Linked DNA regions of Homo sapiens: region 1 is linked to region 2. Evidence: read pairs that join two places in POLR2A ChIA-PET (ENCODE). Cell type or tissue: HepG2. All regions are shown on one strand. Each heading gives the region's core, and the rest is flanking DNA. Links, peaks and the distances in the headings are about the cores only.

Region 1 (10,946 bases), core at 3,821-7,820, 53 kb after region 2:
AGATGGCTTTGGCCATTGTGAATCTGTTGCCATCTCTGTTGGAGTGCCCGTCTACATGGTTGACCTCTGTCCTCAGTTGAGTGTGCATGAAGCATGAAGGATTCTTGTGTTTGTTTCCTGCCCTGGACAAGGTGTCCCTGGAGGTCAGGAAGGGAGTCTTGCTCCTCCTGTGACCCTAGACCCCAGCTTGGATGGAGCTTGGCACCAAGCAAGTGCTCAGTAGACTACCTACCGCATGGGCCCGCAGAGTCTCCCCATCCTCAGACGTGGCCTCTTGCAGGCAGCAGCCCTACTGGATGCTCTGCTGCATTGGGTCTGCACAAGGGGCAGGTACTCAAAGAATGAGGATGGGGGGACACTTCTTCCCGAGAGGCTGCCTGACGGGGAACCCCAGGCCTTCAGTCCTCATGTCAGGTGAGAACCAATTTCTTGAACAGGAGGCCTTTCCGACTGAGTCCGCTGGGGCCAGTTCAGAGGAGACCAGCCTGGGGCCACAGTGGATATTGCAGATCTGCCCTCCTGTGACTGCCGGCTGGTCTACCATGTGTGCTGCTACCAAGGGGCAGGTTACCCCTCTCACCCCACCTGGCCGTGTTCGCCCATCCTCACTGACCCTGAGGAAGCTGGGAGCACCTGGTGAGCCTTTACTGAAAGGCCCAGGCCATTGTTCCAAAGCCAGGCAGAATGGGAGGGAAGAAGGAGGTGGGGGAGGCAATTGGGGTTGATACAAGATGAGGTCTCCCTGCCTGGAGCTCCAGAGGGCCCCTTCTGGCCTCTTCTGCAGTCCTTGGCTCATCCCCTTCACCTCCTCCTACAGGAAGCCTTCCCTACCTCCCCAACCAAAGTTCTCACCCTTCCTTCCTACCCCACCACATCTCTTCCTAAGGTAATTGGCAAACCCCAGGGCCCTTCCTGAGTCTTGCAAAGTTTGCAGGTCTGGCAGTCTCTACATGTCAGTGGCTTTCCTTTTGTGGGCAGGACCCCCTGAGGGGGAGCACAGGAGGGAACGTGGTAGGGGAGGGGTTGGCTCTGAAGGGCTCCCCTGAGGAAGGGAGGATGAGTAGGAGTACAGTCAGTGTGAGCAGAAAAGGGGTCCCAAGGGATGAAGATCTCAAGGAGGGGAGGTAAAGCTTCGAGAATGTGCAAGGAGCTCCAGAGGGTGGAGGGGGGTAAAGCGTGGAGTCGCAGGGTGTGGGGGGAAGTATTCCAAGGCAGGAGATCGGGGGCAGATCTCGAGGGCCTCAGGGCAGGCCAAGCTTTCTTCTGAGCGCAAAATTAGAGTCAGTCAAGGGTCTCAGGCAGGGTGCTGCTTTGCAGGGTGCTGCTTTGCAGGCTGGGGTAAAGGTGGAGGAGATAGGGTGGCAGCAGGAGGGCCAGCTGAGGATGGGGCGGTCTTCCTGCTGAGAGATGACAGCAGCTGAACTTGGGGAGGTGGGGGCAGTGGAGTAAATGGGAGGCTGGGAGAGAACTGAGAACTCTGATGTGGCCTTGATGCCCCCTCCCCAAGGCCCACCCATACTGGTGAGGATTGGGGTGACCGGTGTGAGGAGAGGGAGAGCCCCTGATGAGGCCAGAGTCCAGGCCCAGAGAGACCCCGTCCGCTGTGCCACACATGACATCATTTTTGTGTACTTAACACAAGGTAAACAGGGCTGGAAAAACCCAAGTACTCATTATCTGACTTAGTGGCTGCTGCTGGCTCCTTAACAACTGGTTTCCTGGGATTCTGCAGTTCTCCTGCAGAACGGACCCAGACAGAGGGGCTTCCCTCCGGTGCACAGAGAATCCTTGCCCAGTCCCTGTGCTGGGGGCTCGCTGACCTCTTCCTTCTGGGAGGCTTTGAGTCGTTCCCTACCAGTTCATGGGGCTGGGCCTGCTGAGGGCCAGGCGCCAGGGTGGGCGTTGTGGGAGCATGACGGAGAGCAAAGCCCAAATGTGGTCAGGGGGGTTTGGTTCTAGTGAGCAGGTGGGTTTGAGACCCCAGGAGCACAGGAGGGCAGTGGGAGCCCAGCAGGGAGGTTGTGGTAAGCACCCAAGCATGAGCTGGCCGAGTCCTGGAATCCCAGAGGGCACCTAGGAGGTTATCCACTCTTTTCTTTTTTTTCTTTTTTCTGAGGCAGAGTGTCACTCTGTCACCCAGGGTGGAGTGCAGTGGCACAATCTCAGCTCACGGCAACCTCCGCCTCCAGGTTCAGGTGATTCTCCTGCCTCAGCCTCTCGAGTAGCTGAGATTACAAACGTACACCAGCACACCTAGCTAATTTTTGTATTTTTAGTCAGGGTATTTTGTATTTTAGAGATGGAGTTTCGCCATGTTGGCCTGGCTGGTCTTGAAGTCCCGTCCTCAGGTGATCCACGTGCCTCAGCCTCCCAAAGTGCTGGGGTTACAGGCGTGAGCCACCACACCCGGCCCATTTTGCCATTTGATTCTACAGATGGGTAAACTGAGGCCCAGAGGAGTCACAAGACTCACTTAGAGTCATACTGGGAGAGAACCAGTGGCAGGACTAAAACCCAGGTGTTCTGATGTCGGCGAGAAATTGGCTGGCTCTAGAAAGAAAAACAAATTTAAGCATTAATCCCCTCCCCACTTCCACTCACCACCCAAACATGCACACATGTCACTTCTGCAAAATGTCAATGATCTTGTGAGAAATTTTTTCTTAGTGGGTAGGTTCCAAGTGCTTTCCTTTCACCCCCAGAACCCACCCCCAATCGAGGCCAGAGGACAACATTCCTTCCTGTGGAAATAGCCGAAGGGTGGTTGGGCAGGGTGGCTCACACCTGTAATCCCAGCACTTTGGGAGACCGAGGCGGGTGAATCACTTGAGGTCAAGAGTTGGAGACCAGCCTGGCCAACATGATGAAACCCCGTCTCTACTGAGAATACAAAAATTGCTGGGCAGGCGTGGTGGCACACGCTTGTAATCCCAGCTACTTGGGAGGCTGAGGCGGGAGGATCGCTTGAGTCTGGGAGGCGAGGTTGTAGTGAGCTGAGATCACACTGTTGCACTCCAGCCTGAGCCACAGAGTGAGACTCCGTCTCAAAAAAAAAAAAAAAAAAATAGCCAAAGGGTGACCAACAGCCGCCAGGCAGCCTCAGAGGACCGATTGTTTGCCACTGCTCTACGTGGCAGCACTGGGTGCCTCTGGCCCCAGTCCACCCTCCCTACCCCACTCCAGTCCTCCATGTTCCCTGGATGGAGGCCCCAGCAAGGCAAGAAACTTTCAAAGAGCCCAGAGGCACAGCAAGTTCCTGCACTAATGACACTCGGGGGCTCTGGGGCCTTCACTTGCAAAGCAAACCCTGAAAAATAATCTGGTGGATTTTGTTCTCTGCCTTAAAGAACAGCAACCACAGACAACAACAATATTCCTCTTTTTCTAATGTCAGTTGAGTTTAACAGACAGGCAGCACGGAGGAAAGCTGGAAAACTAGCCCTGCAGCCTTGGACAGATCCTTAACTCCCCTTGGGCCTCAGTTTCCCCATTGGTATCGAACCCTAAGCATTCTTAAGCTTCACTAATCTGTGAGTTTGAATGACCAGTTAATATTAATGACCAAAGCCTGCTCACCCTAGGCCCCTACTTCTGCTCCCAGGGCCTTTATAAGAGGGAGGCAGGAGGGTCGGAGTCAGAGGCAGTGACATGGTGGCAGAAGCAGAGGGAGAGAAGGCAAGGGTCAGCGAGATGCAAGGAAAGGGTCAGGAGCCAAGGCGGCAGGTGGCTTCTAGAAGCTGGAAAAGGCAAGGAAACAGATTCTCCCCTAGAGTGTCCACAAGGAACACAGCACCGCCAGCACCTTGACATGAGGACTTCTTCTCCGGAACCAAGAGAGTAAACGTGCGTTGTATTAAGTTATGAAATTTACAGTTGTTTATGACAGCAGTGATTGGACACTGGATGGTTCAAGAATAGAAAGTGGCTGGCTCAAGGGTAGGACAGACACCACTCCTGCTCATCTCAGGCCACCTGCCTGGCCTCCTCTGCCCCTTCTGCCCAGTCAGTGCCGCTTCTTTGGTGACCCTGAGACACAGCTACCTCTGTTGGCCTCACTTTCCACATGGGCTTCTGCAAGGGCCACCAAAGTCTGTGGGTCGCTGCCTGATCACCCTAGCAACTAGTGTTTGCAATCTTTTTTTTTTTTTTTTTTTTTTTTTTTGAGAAGGAGTCTCGCTCTGTCGCCCAGGCTGGAGTGCAGTGGCGCAATCTTGGCTCACTGCAAGCTCTGCCTCCTGGGTTCACGCCATTCTCCTGCCTCAGCCTCCCGAGTAGCTGGGACTACAGGTGCCCGCCACCACACCCAGCTAATTTTTTGCATTTTTCAGTAGAGACAGGGTTTCACCATGTTAGCCAGGATGGTCTTGATCTCCTGACCTTGTGATCCACCCGCCTCGGCCTCCCAAAGTGCTGGGGTTACAGGCGTGAGCCACAGCGCCTGGCCTTTTTTTTTTTTTTTTTTTTTTTTGAGACAGAGTCTCCCTCTGTCACCCAGGTTGGAGTGCAGTGACGTGATCTCAGCTCACTGCAACATCCACCTCCTAGGTTCAAGCTATTCTCCTGACTCAGCCTCCCGAGTAGCTGGGACTACAGGTGCGCGCCACCATGCCTGGCTAATTTTTGTGTTTTTATTAGAGACAGGGTTTCACCATGTTGGCTAGGCTCGTCTAGATCTCCTGACCTCAGGTGATCCCCCCACCTCAGCCTCCCAAAGCGCTGGGATTACAAGTGTGAGCCACTGCGCCTGGCCTCTTTTTTTCTTTTTGAGACGGATTCTCACTCTGTCACCCTGGCTGGAGTGCAGTGGTGCAATCTCGGCTCACTGAAACCTCCACCTCTTAGGTTCAAGCAATTCTCCTGCCTCAGCCTCCCGAGTAGCTGGGACTATAGGCATGTGCCAGCATGCTGGGCTAATTTTTTTTTTTTTTTTTTTTTTTAGTAGAGACGGAGTTTCACCATGTTGGCCAGGATGGTCTCAATCTCTTGACCTCAGGATCCACCCGCCTCAGCCTCCCAAAGTGCTGGGATTACAGGCATAAGCCACCACGCCTGGCCGGCATTTGCAATCTTTAAGGGACAGTGGTAGCAGTAGCTTGGCCTTTTTCTGGGTCCTGAGTGTTACACATACATGCGAGTGCATATGCGCCCACACACACGTGCTTGCACACACACACACACAGACACACACACACAAACACACGCTGTCCCCTGAACGCAGACCCACTGCCCGGCTAGAGCCAGCGGCCCCATGATTTAGGATTTTGTTCTCTGCCTGAAAGAACAACAACTACAGACAACAGGACCACCCTCACCAACAGCACCCAGGCTGGTTTCTGAGGGGAGCCCCCTATGCTGAATGTCCCTTACCTCCTCACTTCTTCGCAGGAACCCTCATTCTCCACCCACCCCACCCTCTCCAAGGTGGTCAGACATTCTCAGTAGGAATGTCCCCAGCTGTGGATGTGGTTCAAGGTTTCCGATTTCTTACCGAGAGGCCTCTCAGCCCCCATAGATCCACATGCAGAAAGTCCTCACTTAACGTCCTCTCGATGGGCTCTTGGAAACTGCAACTTTAAGCAAAATGACATACAGCAGGTTCTCAATGATGTCGTTTCGTCCCGTGTCATTTCCCTAATAATTGATTTCATTATACATCATTTTGTCAAGGTCACAGTTTCCAAGAACCTATTGAGGACGTTAACTGAGGACTTACTGTACGTGCTAGGGATGGGGTATGGAAGGTGCCGAACTCCACCTGCCATGAGTCGGCCAGGGACCAGCATCCAGGGCAGGACCTACCATGCCCATGTGGCTTGTAACCTGGCTGTGGGAGGGAGGTGGGTAATGGTTGTATATGAGCCCCCATGCCTCCCTGATCATTTTCTGGCCTGGACCCCTGCTATCGACGTCCCCTGCCCCTTCTCATCCTCCAGGTTTGTTTGTCCTCTGCCTCCCTTTCACCAGTGGTGTAAGCAAGCCCCCTTCCCGTGGCCCAGTTCAGCAGTTTCTTTCTGGAGAAACCACTGACAACAGTCAGTTTTGCAGGATCTTGGGAACATTTTCCTTTGAAAGACTTTTTAAGCTTTTATTTAATTACTCAAGTGACACATGTTCCCTGAAGGAAAAAAAAAAAGCAACAAACAGAAGTGATCTCTCATCCTACTTATATCCATATAGAAATAATAATCTGCTAAGCCACTGCTGAAGTCTTGCTATATATCTGATCTATTTCTAATAATCTGATATCTGATAATTGATCACTACTGGAATATTGTTTATTTGTTTTTAACACAGCCATGATCATATCACACATACTTCTCCAATGCAGGCTTTTCTCACACAGCAAATGTGTGATGAACTGCTTTCTGTGTCAGCAGACCTAACATCATTTTTCATGGTTATGTGGTATTTGCCGGTATGAATATGCTATATTTATTAAGTGAATTGTTGGACAACTATGTTGTTTCCAGTTTTTCAAAGCCATAAACAATGTTGCCTTGTAAAGACTTCTTTGCCCACTTACCCAGCTATTTCGGGAGGAGAAATTCCTAGAGGTGAAATTGCTTGGCCAGAGGTTGTGCACATTTTTAAGGCTTTTGGTGCATATTCCTGGCCCCCTCTTAAATCCAGACCCATTTCTTTCATGCTTTGGATTTGTCACCTACTTTAGCATTAACTCAAGGGCAAATAAATTTCAGTGGTGAATCTGCTATTTACAATTTTCTAGGCAGCTTCTGTCCATTAATATGCATGCATGAAAAAAATGACTCTAGTTTCCATTTTTAAAATGCCAAGCATATTCTCACCCCAGTGTTCCTGTGCACCTGGCTCTTCTTGGTAGTTTTGAGAGTTTTGGATTAAATTGTGTTTTTTTCCTTCTAGAATGAGAAGTCCCTAGATGAAGCCAAAGACAGTATAATTTCTCTGAGCCTCAGTTTGCTCATCTGTAAAATGGAGACATTATGAGTACTTTGCAGTATTTTCATGCAGGTGAAAAGAACCCAACTCCACGTCTGACATGATGAAATCTCCGAATTTTATCTGTCCTCTCCCTTCCAGGGCCAGGTGGGGTGTGCAGTGGGGCCTCTGGGCCCAGGTGTTGGCATTGGACACTTGGTTCCTCCTGGGCTCTGTTCCCAGCTTTTCCTACCCATATTTCCAGGTACCCAAGGCTAACTGCCTCCCCCAGAACAACCCCCAGATTCGTTCCACCTTAAAAGGTCCTTGAGCTCTCACTAGAACAACCAAACAAGAGAACAGAACATTAGAGAAAATTGCTTGTCTAAAATAGACAAATAATTTTCATTTCATCCTTCTTTCTGTGCTCCACTTTATCTGTCTTCTTGCTGTCCCTTTTTCTATATAAGCCAGGCACGAGGGCGATATTATTCTTCTAAATTCTCAAGATGGATTATGTAATAATCTAGACTGAAAAAAGAAAAGGCAACTGCTTGGTAAATGGACACGAGTCTTTGCAGCTATTTAAAAAGATAAAGCCCAGATCATCCTCGCCTTCCAGTACTCAGTAGTAGCTGATTGCCCTTATTCTTGGGTTTTGCAGAGAGTCCCAGCTGGGCCTGTTTGGAACTGTATTGCCCAACTTCCCTGATGATCAGAATCACCTGGGATGTTTATGACATTGCAGCTTCGTGGGCTCCAGTCTAGACCTTCTGACTCAGATTTTTCAGGGGAGAGGTCTGCACATTTACAAATGTACCTTGTATTTAGGTCTATACATTTACAAATGTACATTGTATTTAATGAGTGGCCCTGGATGATTCTTAACGTCAGGAAAATATGGTCAACATTGTTAATAGAAGGAGAAAGCCTCAGTTTTCAACTGTGTTTGCACATTAGGGTCTCCTGGGGACCTTTAAAAGCTCCAATGCCGGCCGGGCGCGGTGGCTCACGCCTGTAATCCCAGCACTTTGGGAGGCCGAGGCGGGCGGATCACGAGGTCAGGAGATCGAGACCATCCCGGCTAAAAACGGTGAAACCCCGTCTCTACTAAAAATACAAAAAATTAGCCGGGCGTAGTGGCGGGCGCCTGTAGTCCCAGCTACTTGGGAGGCTGAGGCAGGAGAATGGCGTGAACCCGGGAGGTGGAGCTTGCAATGAGCCGAGATCCCGCCACTGCACTCCAGCCTGGGCGACAGAGCGAGACTCTGTCTCAAAAAAAAAAAAAAAAAAAGCTCCAATGCCCAGTTATATCAGAATTCCAATCATCTTGAACCACATTCAGGGGTGAGTTGAAAGACCTCTGACATGGACCAAGAGTCCAGGGTTCTGAAAGAGAAAGCCCTGGCTTTGTCACTAATTCACTGGGTAGCATCTCTAGGCCCCATTTCCCATACATACAAAATGAAGGACATGGACTAGCCCAATGGGAAAATACTTTCTGTCCTGTGTGGCAGTCTGGTTGATGGGTAGCCGCTGTCTGGGTCACAATACTGAGAAGAGCTCTGAAGCAGGGACTGGGCTAAACAGGAGAGTGCCTTGATGGATTAATGATGTCTGCCATAGGTGCACAGGAGAGGTGTTGGCTGATACATTAACATGCAAGAGCCAAGTATCCCTGGACTAGGTCTTCTGTAAGGGCCCAATTAAGCCTCTGTGATGTAATAATAATGAACATAGCACCAGGTTCATTGTGATGCATAGTTGAGATAATCTATGCAAATAACACCTTGCAATATTTGAGGTGCTGTGCAGATGTTGGCTATTATAATAATAGTTATTATTTTAGTTCTTGGATGCTACTTCTTCAACACTTTTTAAGGCAGGGCCATAAATAGCAAGTGGCCTGTCTGGGCCAGGGTGGGATGAGGTGTGAGGTCAGAATGCAACATTGGAGGCCAGGCGCAGTGGCTCACACCTGTAATCCCAACACTTTGGGAGGCCGAGGCAGGTGTATTACTTGAAGTCAGGAGTTCGAGACCAGCCTGGCCAACATGGTGAAACCCTGTTTCCACTCAAAATACAAAGAAAAAAAAAATCAGCCAGCCGTGGTGGCGTGCACCTGTAATCCCAGTTTCTTGGCAGGCTGAGGCAAGAGAATTGCTTGAACTCGCGGGGAGAGGAGGTTGCAGTGAGCCAAGATCCTGCCACTGGACTCTGGCCTGGGCAACAAAGTGAGAGAGACTCCGTCTCAAAAAAAAAAAAAACAAAAAAATGCATCATTGGATGGGTAGTCGTATGGGATTACAGGAATGAATAGTTGAAAATATTAGAGATTTCAAAGCTAGAACTCTTTTTTTCAACCTGAGGAGGGAAATGATAGAGGGAAGACAACATACGGAGTTCTAGTTCCAGCATACATCTCTGCCCCAACCAGCCTACGGCCCATAGAATCTTTCTACTCTCAGGCACGATTATACTTAAGGACTCCATCCATCCATCCACACACACACCAACCCATCCACCCACCCACCCCGCTACTCATTCACCCATACATACATCCATTTACCCATTTATCCATTTATTGAGCATTTTCCACGTACCTGGCCTACCTAGGTGCTGGAAGTTAGTCAGGGCTGCTATGTTTCACAACACCAGGGGACAGCATTTACACCGTGGTCTTCGCATAGATCCACTGGACACAGAGTGAACAAGACAGATGGCCGGGTACAGTGCCTCATACTTGTAATCCCAGCACTTTGGGAGGCCAAGGCGGGTGGAACACGAGGTCAGGAGTTCAAGACCAGCCTGGCCAACACAGTGAAATCCTGTCTCTACTAAAAATACAAACATTAGCTGGGTGTGGTGGTGGGCGCCTGTAATCCCAGCTACTCAGGAAGCTGAGGCAGGAGAATCGCTTGAACCCAAGAGGTGGAGGTTGCAGTGAGCCGAGACCACGCCACTGCACTCCAGTCTGGGCAACAGAGCTAGACTCAAAGACAGACAAGGTCTTTGCTGGCATGGATCTTTCATTCTAAACAGGGGAAAGATAATAAACAAGCAAACGGTGAATCGGCAAGATCATCTGACATAGTGATGAGTTCTAAGAAACTGAAACAGAGTGATGGGGTGTGATGCACTGTAACAGGTGGGGATAGGCTGGGAACTTAGTTTGAATGGGATGCCCAGGAAAGGCGATATTGGAGTAAAAGCCTAAATAACCAGAAGGAGCTTTCCAAGTGAAGTTCTAAGGATAGAGCATATCAGACAGAGGGAACTGCAAATGCAAAGGCCCTGTGGTAGGAACAGTGCTTGGTACCAAAAGAATGCCAGTGTGGGCCGGGAGTGGTGGCTCACACCTGTAATCCCAGCACTTTGGGAGGCTGAGGTGGGCAGATCACGAGGTCAGGAGATTGACACCATCTGACTAACATGGTGAAACCCCGTCTCTACTAAAAATACAAAAAATTAGCCGGGCGCGGTGGTGGGCGCCTGTAGTCCCAGCTACTCAGGAGGCTGAGGCAGGAGAATGGCGTGAACTCGGAAGGTGGAGCTTGCAGTGAGCCGAGATTGCGCCACTGCACTCCAGCCTGGGCGACGGAGAGAGACTCCATCTCAAAAAAAAAAAAAAAAAAAAGAATGCCAGCGTGGCTGTGTTACTAGAAAGTAACCCAAGAGAGGGTTCTTGGACCTCAGGCAAGAAGGAATTCAGGGCCAAGTCCATAGAATAAAGTGAAAGCAGGTTTATTACAGAAGTAGAGAAACAAAAGAATGGCAACTCCATCAGCAGAGCAGCAGCATGGGTTGCTAAACTGAGTATACTAATAGTTTTGTTGGTTTGTTAGTTTGTTTTGTTGTTTGTTTGGGTTTTTTTAGATGGAGTTTCGCTCTTGTTGCCCAGGCTGGAGTGCAATGTCGCGATCTTGGCTCAGTGCAACCTCCACCTCCTGGGTTCAAGGGATTCTCCTGCCTCAGCCTCCCATATAGCTGGGATTACAGGCATGCCCCACACGCCCGGCTAATCTTTTATTTTTTGTAGAGACAGGGTT
Region 2 (10,946 bases), core at 4,051-8,050:
AACCTAGAATGGAAAGGTGTGTAAGCTGTATATGGCCTCCTGTATCAATGAACTATTGCTTCTATGTAACAAACCACCCTCAAATCCTAAGGCATACAATGATTTATTACCTTCCTGATTCTGTGGTAGGCTGGCAGTTCCTCTGCTGGGTGTGCCTGGGCTCGATCTTGCAGCTGCATCCAGCTGAGGCATCAGCTGAGCTGGAAGGTCCCAGATGGCTACCTGACATGTCTGGCAGACGGTGCTGGCTGTTAGCTGGAATGACCCTCGGGGCCTCTCAACCTTCAGTAGCTAGACTGCCTTTCTTCCACAGCATTCTCAGGGCAATTTCCTAAGACAGTGGAGGCAGAAGCTGCCTCTCTTGGGGCCTTAAGCTTCAGAACTTACATAACATCACTTTTGCCACATTGTTTTAGTCAAAGCAAGCCCCATGGCCAGCCTGTACCAAAAAGTGGGAGAAGAGACTCCACCTCTAGGTGGGAAAAGCTGCAAAGAATTTGTGACTGCATTTAAGCTATCCCACTTATTTATGAGACGGAGTCTGGCTCTGTTGCCCAGGCTGCAGTGCAATGGTGTGATCTCAGCTCACTGCAACCTTCACCTCCCAGGTTCAAGCGATTCTCCTGCCTCAGCCTCCAGAGCAGCTGGAATTACAGGAACCCACAACCACGCCCAGCTAATTTTTTGTATTTTTACTAGAGATGGGGTTTCACCATGTTGGCCAGGCTGGTCTTGAACCCCTGACCTCAGGTGATACACCCGCCTGGGCCTCCCAAAGTGCTGGGATTACAGATGTGAGCACCGCACCAGGCAACCACCTATTTAAAACTGCAACCCGGGCCGGGCACGGTGGCTCATGCCTATAATCCCAGCACTTTGGGAGGCCGAGGCGGGCGGATCATGAGGTCAGGAGATCGAGACCATCCTGGCTAACACGGTGAAACCCCGTCTCTACTAAAACTACAAAAAATTAGCTGGGCGCGGTGGCGGGGGCCTGTAGTCCCAGCTACTCAGGAGGCTGAGGCAAGAGAACGGCGTGAACCCGGGAGGTGGAGCTTGCAGTGAGCTGAGATAGCGCCACTGCACTCCAGCCTGGGCGATAGAGCGAGACTCTGTCTCAAAAAAAGAAAAAAAGAAAAAAAAACAACAACAAAAAAACTGCAACCTGGCCAGGCGCGGTGGCTCACGCCTGTAATCCTAGCACTTTGGGAGGCCAAGGTGGGCAGATCATGAGGTCAGGAGATCGAGACCATCCTGGCCAACATGGTGAAACCCCGTCTCTACTAAAAAAAAAAAAAATACAAAAATTACCTGGGTGTGGTGGTGCGCGCCTGTAATCCCAGCTACTTGGGAGGCTGAGGCAGGAGAATCGCTTGAACCCAGGAGGTGGAGGTTGTAGTGAATTGAGATAGCGGCACTCTGCTCCAGCCTGGCGACAGAGCAAGACTCCATTTCAAAAAAAAAGCTGCAACTCTCCCCCTCCTGAAGAACATCCTAGCCTCCTTCCCTGCTGTATTTTTCTCCCTAGTACTTCTCACCAACTGATAGACTGTATGTTTTGCTTATTTAAGAATGGAAGCCCCATAAGGGCAGAGATCTGTGCTGCTTAGTTCACCGCTATAGCCCTAGCATTGAGAACAGTATTTGGCACACAGTAGATGCTCAATGATTTGCTGAAGGAATAAATGACTAGGTGCTCTTATGACCACGCTGTATGAAGGTGAGTAAGGCTTGATTCCTGCCCACTTGGAGCTCTGTGTTCCAGAACCAGCTCCTAGGCCTACCCAGCTGAGAAGTGGACCTGGGTGAACCCACAGTGACCCCACCAAAGGGCAACTACAATGTGGCCCAGGGTTGATAATGATTCATAGCAGGGGGTCAGAGAGGAAAGAATTCAAAAATTATTTTTCTTGTTATTTATTTATTTATTTTTTAAATGGAGTCTTGCTCTGTTGCCCAGGCTGGAGTGCAGTGGCACAATCTCGGCTCATTGCAACCTCTGCCTCCTGGGTTGAAGCAATTCTCCTGCCTCAGCCTCCCAAGTGGCTGGGACTACAGGTGCACACCACCACACCTGGCTAATTTTTGTAGTTTTAGTAGAGACAGGGTTTCACCATGTTGGTCAGGCTGGTCTTGAACTCCTGACCTTATGCGTGTCAGTCACAGAGACCAGCCCCGTTTTTGTAAAAGAGACTTTTTTTTTTGAGATGGAGTCTCACTCTGTTGTCCAGGCCAGGGTGCAATGGCATGATCTCGGCTCACTGCAACCTCTGCCTCCCAGGTTCAAGCAATTCTCCTGTCTCAGCCTCCTGAGTAGCTGGGATTACAGGTGCATGCCACCACACCCAGCTAATTTTTTGTATTGTAGTAGAGATGGAGTTTCACCATGTTGCCTAGGCTGGTCTCGAACTCCTGAACTTGGGTGACCCACCCGCCTTGGCCTCCCAAAGTGCCAGGATTACAGGCATGAGCCACTGCAACCGGCCTTGTAAAACAGACTTCTAAAGAGCAGTTTTAGGTTCACAGCAAAACTAAGCAGAAAGCAGAGTTCCCTATATACCCATGGCCGCCGTATCTCCCTAGTCTCCCCTGCCATCAACATCCTCCACTAGAGTGGTACATCTGTTACAACTGATGACCCTGCATTGACACATCATCATCCAAAGTACATAGTTTACACCAGGGTTCACTCTTGGTGTTGAACGTTCTATGGGATTTTTTTTTCTTTATTTTTCCCAGCCCAGAACCCCTCTATGGGTTTTGACAAATATATAATGATATGTATCCACCATTATATCATGCAGAATAGTTTTGCTGCCCTAAAAACTCTCTGTGCCCTATCTACTCATCCTTCCCACCCCTCAACCCCTGGCAACCATTGATATTTTTACTGTTTCCACAGTTTTGCCTTTTTTAGAATGTCATATAATACAGTATGTAGCCTTTTCAGTTTAGCTTGTCTCAGTCCGTTTTGTGCTGCTAAGACAGAATACCATAGACTAGGTAATTTATAATGCACAGAAATTTATTGGCTCGTGGGACTGAAGGCTGGGAAGCCCAAGATCGAGGAGCTGGCATTTGGTGAGGACCTTCTTGCTTCATCAACCCAGAGGCCGGGCAAAGAGAGGGTGGGAAGGCAAACTTCTTTTATAAGAAAACTACTTGCTCTATAATGAACCCACTCCTTTGAGAATGGCATTAATGCATTTATGAGGGTAGTGGCCCCATGACCCAAACACTTCCCACTAGGTCCCATCTCCAAGACCACCACATTGGGGATCAAGTTTCTAACACATGAACTTTAGGGGACACATTCAAACCATAGCAGTAGTATGCATTTTCACTTAGTAATATACATTGAAGATTCTTCTGTGTTTTTTTCATGACTTGGTAGTTCATTTCTTCCTTTTCACAGACTTAATTTTTCAGAGCAGTTTTAGATTCACGCAAAACTGAGCACAAAGTACAGAGAGCTCCCACATACTCTCTGCCCTCCCAACTGCACAGCTTCCCCTGAACAAGAGTTGTGCACTTGTTATAACTGATGAAAAGGTCCACTTTATTTTTTCTTGTGCTGTGTTGTCCAGGCTAGGGTACAGTAGCACAATCATAGCTCACTGCAACCTTGAACTCCTGAGCTCAAGTGATCCTCCTGCCTCAGCCTACCAAGTAACTAGGACTATAGGTGCTATCATGCCTGCCTTGTTTTAGTTTACTTTTTGTAGAGATGAGGTCTCACAATATCGCCCAGACTAGTTTCTAACTATTGGCCTCAAGTGATCCTCCCACCTTGGCCTCCCAAGGGAAGCCTGGGATTACAGGCATGAGCAACCATACCCAGCCTTTTGCCCATTTTTAAGTGAGTTGTTTGTTGTTGTCGAGTGGTAGGAGTCTAAATTTTATTTTGGATAGCAATTCCTTATTAGATATCTGATTTGCAATATTTTCTCCCATTCCACAGATTGCCTTTCATTCTGTTGTTTCCTTTGCTGTGCAGTTTTTATAAAGTCTGACTTGGTCCTATTTGTCTATTCTTGCTTTTGGGGTCATATCTAAAAAAATCATTGCCACATCTAATGTTGTAGACCTTTCCCCCTGTTTTCTTTCAGGATTTTTATAGTTACAGGTCTTATGTTTATGTCCTGAATCCATTTTGAGGTAATTTTTGTATATGGTGCTAGGTTAGGGTCCAACTTCATTCTTTTGCATGTGGATATGCGGTTTTTCCAGCATCATTAGTTGAGTCCAGAGATCCGCCTGCTTCGGCCTCCCAAAGTGCTGGAATTACAGGCGTGAGCCACCGCGCCTGGCCGAGTCCAGAGAGTTTTTAAAAGCATAGAGAGGAGGCCAGACACGGTGGCTCATGCCTGTAATCCCAGCACTTTAGGAGGCTGAGGCGGGTGGATCACCTGAGGTAAGGAGTTTGAGATCAGCCTGGTCAACATGATGAAACCCTATCTCTACTAAAAATACAAAAAATTAGCCGGGAGTGGTGGCAGGTGCCTGTAATCCCAGCTACTTGGGAGGCTGAGGCAGGAGAATTGCTTGGATCCGGGAGGTGGAGGTTGGAGTGAGCCGAGATCGTGCCATTGCACTCCAGCCTGGGCAGAGCAAGACTCTGTCTCCAGAAAAAAAAATCTGCACACAAATAAGGCTTAATTTGGCAGTGGTGGTGGCAGGGTGGCTGTCCCCAGCGAGCATGAGCCCTGCCCTGAGATAAGGGCTTCTCTTCCCCCACCCATGCAGACTCACCTCTCTCCTGGAACAGATGCTGTGGCCACAGGCCAAACAAGAACAGGGGGACCTAATTCCCCCCTTTATTTAATTTAAAGAAAATAAAAGATTTACCAAAAAAGTATACAGTATCCTAATAGGCACTCGTGTTCCCACCTCTGCCTCTTCCATAGACTAGAAACAAAACAATGCCAATTAAGTTAAAGTCCCCTTTGTCCCCCATCCCCAGTCCCAGGCTCCCTCTCTGTTTTTCCAGTAAATTTTCACGTGTGTTTCTGGGCTCTGCCTAAGCTGACAATCAGTCCTTTGAATCCGCATGGTTCCTTTTCATCGTGACCTACTGTTCCGCGGTATGAGAGACCACATGATTCTGCCATTCGGGTCGCCATGTCATCCCTGGGGGCCTCTCCTAGCGTGCCCACCTCGGCTCCTCCGGGGCAAGGTCATCCAGGCTACACAGATGCTCAGGGTCCTCCTTGCCAGGGGCTGCAAGGGGAGCGAGCTGAACCCGAGGAAGGTCGTGCTTCGTGCAGGGCCAGCGAGGGAAGGTCACCTCCCGGCGCCCCGAGCCTGGCCCCATGCCCCAGGCTCCCCGCGTCTTCCTCGGAGCGCTGGCCCCGTCCCAGTCCCCGCCCCCGGCCGCGCCGCCCTTCTTGGCTTGCGCCCTGGTCCCCACCAACCCCGCCCGAGCCCCCACGGACCCTGCCCGGCCCGACGGAAATGACCCGGCCAGGGTCACACACGGCCCCTGCCCGCTCCGCTGCGGCCATCTCCGCTTCCGCTTCCGCTTCCGCCGAGGCTTCTTTCCGACTCAGGCACGGCTCTGTGCCGTAGCTTTCGACCCCACCGCCAGGCCGCTGCCCGCTCTAGGCGTGGGCTGGGTCTCGGGGCATCGCTCGCGGCGGGCGCGGGGCGAGAGAGGAGGGAGGAGGGCCGGGCTTCTCAAGACGCCGGTTCGGGTCCCGCAGGCGGCGGGCGCGGGACCTGCCCCTGACCGGGCGGGAGCGGTGCTCGCAGAGTCAAGCCCGGGCTTGCGGGTGGGGCTTGCGGGGGCGGGACCGGGGGCGGGGCCGAGGCCGCAGCTCCCAGCCGGTACCACCTCCCCTCCACTGAGAGATTCCACCGGTCCCTGGGCTGTCAGGCGCGGTGGCCAAGTGGTAAGGCGTCGGTCTCGTAAACCGAAGATCGCGGGTTCGAACCCCGTCCGTGCCTGAGACCCGAGGTAGGGCTTTGGCTGTGGGGAAGTCGGGTTTTCTCCACGTACGCCGTCCCTTCTACGTGGCATTTTTTCCATTTTCGGATTCTGCTCAGTCGCCCTCCAGTTCGTCTCCTGCCCCGGGCTCCGCGGTCGGCGGGGGCCGGTGCACCTGGGCTTCGAGACTCCAGGGTCCACCTTACAGGTGAGCTCGGCCCCCGCCGCGCCGCGTGCGCCCTCGCCGCCGGTCCCCGCGTCTCCTTTCCCCCAGCCGCATTTCGCAGAGCCGGAGTCGTCTTCACTGCTTCGCCAATGGGGACACTAAGGTCCAGGTGGCCCGCGGGGACTCGGGTCCCGCCCGATTTGCGAGTGTTATGGCGGGGCAACTTTCCAGAGAGGGTGCCTGAGTTTCCCGAACGGTGGTTTCTGGATTGTTCTTTGGAAGGTGAATTATGCAGGCCATGCGCACTGCCTGTCTTCCTGTCTACAAAGCAAACCAGATTGTTCAACTGGTGGGTGCTTCTTTTCCAGTCCTGGTGAACTGATCCTTTGAATCTGCCCCCAGCCAGTTATGACACTCCCCACATCATCTCTAGGATAAACAGTCTGATTTAACATATTAATAACATGACATTGAGCGCCTCCTCCCATTCCTGGACCCTCTTTTTGATACACTGCTCTGTCTGTCCTCCTCTTCAATTGTAACACTCCCTACCGAACATACTACTCCAGACAGAGTCTTATGAATGGAACTTCACCTCCCTCATTCTATACCCCATACTTCTGTTAATGTAGCCCTGAAAAACCACATTACTTTCTCTGAGGCCTGTTGCACAGATGACCATGAGGAGCTTTAGGTGGACTGAATGTCAGAAGAGTCTCAGGTTATCAGAAGAGAAGGTATAGGGCCCAGGCAGCAGAGAAATATTGACCTTTTCTCTAAGATCCCAATAAATGGAAGAGACGCTCTTGGCTTTTGAAGGTAATGCCGAGCTAGGGTGTCAGTGTCATCATGAAAGTGTTATTAAATACAAATTGAGGCCTTTTTTGACAAGCGCCTCAGCCTAAACAGAGTCCAGATATTCAGGCATAGAAATAGGAAGGTGAAAAGTCCTGCTCTACTGGATATTGCCTTGAATCCTGTCCCTTCAAATTCCTGATGAGAAGGAGCTTCAAGACTGAACATTGTGTTTTCCGTTTTTTTTTTTTTTTTTTTTTTTTTTGAGACGGAGTCTCGCTCTGTGGCCCAGGCTGGAGTGCAGTGGCGCGATCTCGGCTCACTGCAAGCTCCGCCTCCTGGGTTCACGCCATTCTCCTGCCTCAGCCTCCCGAGTAGCTGGGACTACAGGCGCCCGCCACCATGCCCGGCTAACTTTTTTTGTATTTTTTAGTGGAGACGGGGTTTCACCGTGTTAGCCAGGATGGTCTCCATCTCCTAACCTCGTGATCCACCCACCTCGGCCTCCCAAAGTGCTGGGATTACAGGCATGAGCCACCGTGCCCGGCCAAACATTGGGTTTTCTGAAGGAGCTGGAGCAGAGAATTCCACCCCAGCGGAGGGCAGAGGGACAAGCCAAGCCGAAGTCAATATAAGAGAAATGCAAGGGGCCGGGTGCAGTGGCTCACACCTGTAATCCTAGCACTTTGGGAGGCCAAGGTGGATGGATCACTTGAGGTCAGGTGTTTGAGACCAGCCTGGGCAACACAGCAAAATCCCATCTCTATAAAAAATACAAAAACTGCCAGCCGCAGTGGCTCACGCCTGTAATCCCAGCACTTCGGGAGGCTGAGGCAGGCAGATCACTTGAGGTCAGGAGTTTGAGACCAGCCTGGCCAACATGGCGAAACCCTGTCTCTATTTAAAATACAAAAAAATTAGCGGGCATGGTGGCACATGCCTGTAGTCCCAACTGCTCTGGAGGCTGAGGTGGGAGAATCGCTTGAGCCCAGAGGGTCGAGTTTGCAGTAAGCTGAGATGGTGCCACTGCACTCCAGCCTGAGAGACAATGAGAAACTGTCTCAAAAAAAAGTGCAAGGTACAGAAGAGGTCAGTGTAAAGATTTTGGGGAAACATGGGCTTCCAAAAGTGAAGGACCAGAGGCAGGGGTCAAGTATGGATTCCAGGTCAAGTTTTGTGAGAGGAACTAGAAGTGAAGGCAAGTCAGATACAAGCACCAGGGTGAGCCTGGGGAACAGAAATCTTGTAATTACCTTGAAGGCCAGCAGGTATCTACATGCACCCCTGTGGAGCCAGGGGTAGGTCATTGGCTTAAAGAATAAGGACAGAATTGAAGGCAGGGGCAGAAAGGGACACATATGTTGAGTTTGTTGCATGACCTCCATTAAATCGCTGATACTCCCTGGACTTCAGCTTCCTTAGTTGTAAAATTCTACAGTTGAAAGAGCTATGTCCTAAATGCCTTGTGTCCTGAAATTCTAGGTTTCTACCTCAGAGCCTGGACCTTGCAGAAGCAAGGGGATCACAGGCCACCCCACCCATCATAGTAGCCCCTTCTGCAATGGGGCTTGACCATTGCAACCTCATGATGAGATGTGACCAGGGCTCCTCCATCCAGGGAGTTATAAGCAGTCCTCCCTGATGGGAAGCGCTGGAGCTGCAAAGGCTCCGCCCATGCTGGTTACCCCTGGTAGAGTCCTCCCTTTTGCTCCTCCTTAGTGTCCAGGGCAAAACATAGGGCCTCTGGTACTGCATTTTGAGAGCCACGCAGGCAGACACAGTCATTTGTGGGCAGCTAAAACCTCCAGGATATTTTTTAAAACATAGACCAGAATTTGGCAAGTCTATATATTATGCCTCATTCTATAAGTTTTAGCCCAATACCAGCCTGGAGAAATATGCTTTTTTTTTTGTTGTTTTTTTTTTTTGAGACGGAGTTTCACTCTTGTCACCCAGGCTGGAGTGCAGTGGTGCGATCTTGGCTCACTACAACCTCCGCCTCCTGGGTTCAAGCAGTTCTTCTCCCTCAGCCTCCCGAGTAGCTGGGATTACAGGCACTTGCCACCATGCCCGGCTAATTTTTGTATTTTTAATAGAGACAGGGTTTCACCATGTTGGCCAGGCTGGTCTCGAACTCCTAACCTCGTGATCTGCCTGCCTCAGCCTCCCAAAGTGCTGGGATTACAGGCGTGAGCCACCGTGCCCAGCCCAAGAAATATGTTTTTAAGTCTTTTACCATACAATAAAACAAATTTGAAAACCACACAAATCAAGTGAATGCCTTAATGAATTATAAGGGGAACACTATCCAAATTAGAGAATTTTGCCGGATACCCCAGAAACCCTTTTTGTGTGTCCCCCCCTAATCACAACCTCCCCAGGGCCATAAGTATCCTTACCCTCTAATCACTTCCTTGCATTTTAGTTTATCACCTAATTGAGCATCGCGACATCTTTGTACACTATAGTTTAACTTTGCTCATTTAAAAAAATGGATAGAAGCTTTTTTTTTCAATCAGGAGGTACCCCTTCCTTCCCTTTCATTTCCTGGCAGTGTGTCTGTTGAGGACCCTGGGCCACTGCACCTGGAGGGTTTCCCACAGTCTAGATCTTGCTTACTGCAAACTCTTGGTGCAACCCAGTAAGCTCCTCAGTCCTCAGTACTTCCTGCAAATCAAATTGGCAGTTAGATCCAGACGCTGGATCGGAGTCAGGTTGGTTGCCTGTGGCGAGACTCTGGTATTACCTCCTCTGAGAAGCCTCTGATTCCCCCAGGTAAGGAGTCCCTCAGTTTCTTGTCTGGGACCCCTCTGTGTGTCTCACACCATACTTGGAAGCCCCTTAGGACTTGGATGGTGTCTCACTCATGTCTGTGTTTCCAGCAGCTGGAACAGAGACAGAGCCTTGGCACAAGGAAGGTCCTGACCTGAAGGGCTAAGGAAGACTTCCCTGAGGAGTGACATTGTGGCTGGGCTCTGCAGGATGAATACGAACTCACCAGAGCACAACCAGGTCTTGGGTATCTCTGCCCTCATTCAGTCATCTTTGACACTCAAATATCATGATCTAGGTTGCATCTAAGCAGGCAGGGGTTCTTTTCTTTCCGCAGTGGCCTCTCTAACCTGCAGGTAAAATCAATTTTTGAATTAAGAAACAAATTCTCATTCCCTGTAGATGGTTTTATTAGCAAACCCCAAAGGTCTAACCCCATACTTGGGGACAAATTTACCAATTTGGAATAATACACTGATAGAAATGAAACCAGCCAACCCTCTCATTTCACACTGCAGAAACAGGCAAAGAGAAGGAAAGTGATTGTTCTAGGTCACCCAGAAAGCTCTACTTTTATCATAGATATTATGCTTGTCTACAGCATGAGCTCAAATCTTCTAGGAAAAGTCATCTTCATTATTAACTTGACATGCACCCAGGAGATGGTCTATCTCTTTGCCAGCCTGTAGGCCAAACTGGCACCTCACTTGTCAAACACTCATGCCTGATCGATAGGAACAGCAGATGGTGACCAAAATCACTATACTTGATTACAATATTAAGGCTTTAGGGGCAAGAGAGGGACACAGATATACACTGTCAAAGGTTGGAATCCCCAGAAGGCAGACCCCTAGACAGAGCTTAATGTGCAGAATGCTTATTCCACCTGGGAAAGGGTGGGAAGCAGGTGTGAAATGAGGGAGAGCCCCCCTCCCCCACCACTCACTGGATGTGGGCTGTCCAGAGAGCTTAGACTAGGCGGCTCTAATGGCAGAAGACAGTCTGTTGACAGCACTCCAAGCAGCTGGGACAAACCCTTTCTTGAAGGGGTAACATGGCACAGTGACCATCACACACAGAGTGGGAACTTAAAGACAAGAATCAATTCAGTCACAGAGAGTGAGGGCAAAGATAAAGCTCATAGGCCAAAGGCTTAACTTCTGGATCAAGGGCTCTAATATTTTCCAGACATGGGCTTTGGCTACTGAAAGCATTTCAAAGAACACTGAGTAAGAGGGCTGGGACCTGGGGCCAGTAGGGATCACTGTGTGACCTCACTTCCCAGGA

The links. Peaks named below come from ENCODE experiments on the same cell type or tissue, not always from the same donor. Only the 100,000 strongest peaks of a DNase experiment are listed, where the experiment ranks them.
Region 1: POLR2A ChIA-PET joins it to region 2 with 7 read pairs; 6 of 35 experiments call an interaction of 5 or more read pairs at or near these places.

Annotation. Positions count from the first base shown.
Region 1 is chr17:31,597,566-31,608,511 of GRCh38, forward strand. LOC124903975 (a long non-coding RNA gene) reads right to left here and starts at 8,471. Exons shown (of 2, transcript XR_007065705.1): 1 at 8,396-8,471; 2 at 7,284-7,428. RefSeq lists enhancers at 97-952, 953-1,807. In HepG2, for the core only: no CTCF peak of the experiment used is centred there; no DNase peak of the experiment used is centred there.
Region 2 is chr17:31,544,200-31,555,145 of GRCh38, forward strand. It overlaps TRT-CGT4-1 (tRNA-Thr (anticodon CGT) 4-1), which reads left to right and starts at 5,875; the gene lies at 5,875-5,946. RefSeq lists a silencer at 5,509-6,218. In HepG2, for the core only: no CTCF peak of the experiment used is centred there; DNase peaks (open chromatin) are centred at 5,066 and 5,852; H3K4me3 peaks cover 1,971 bases.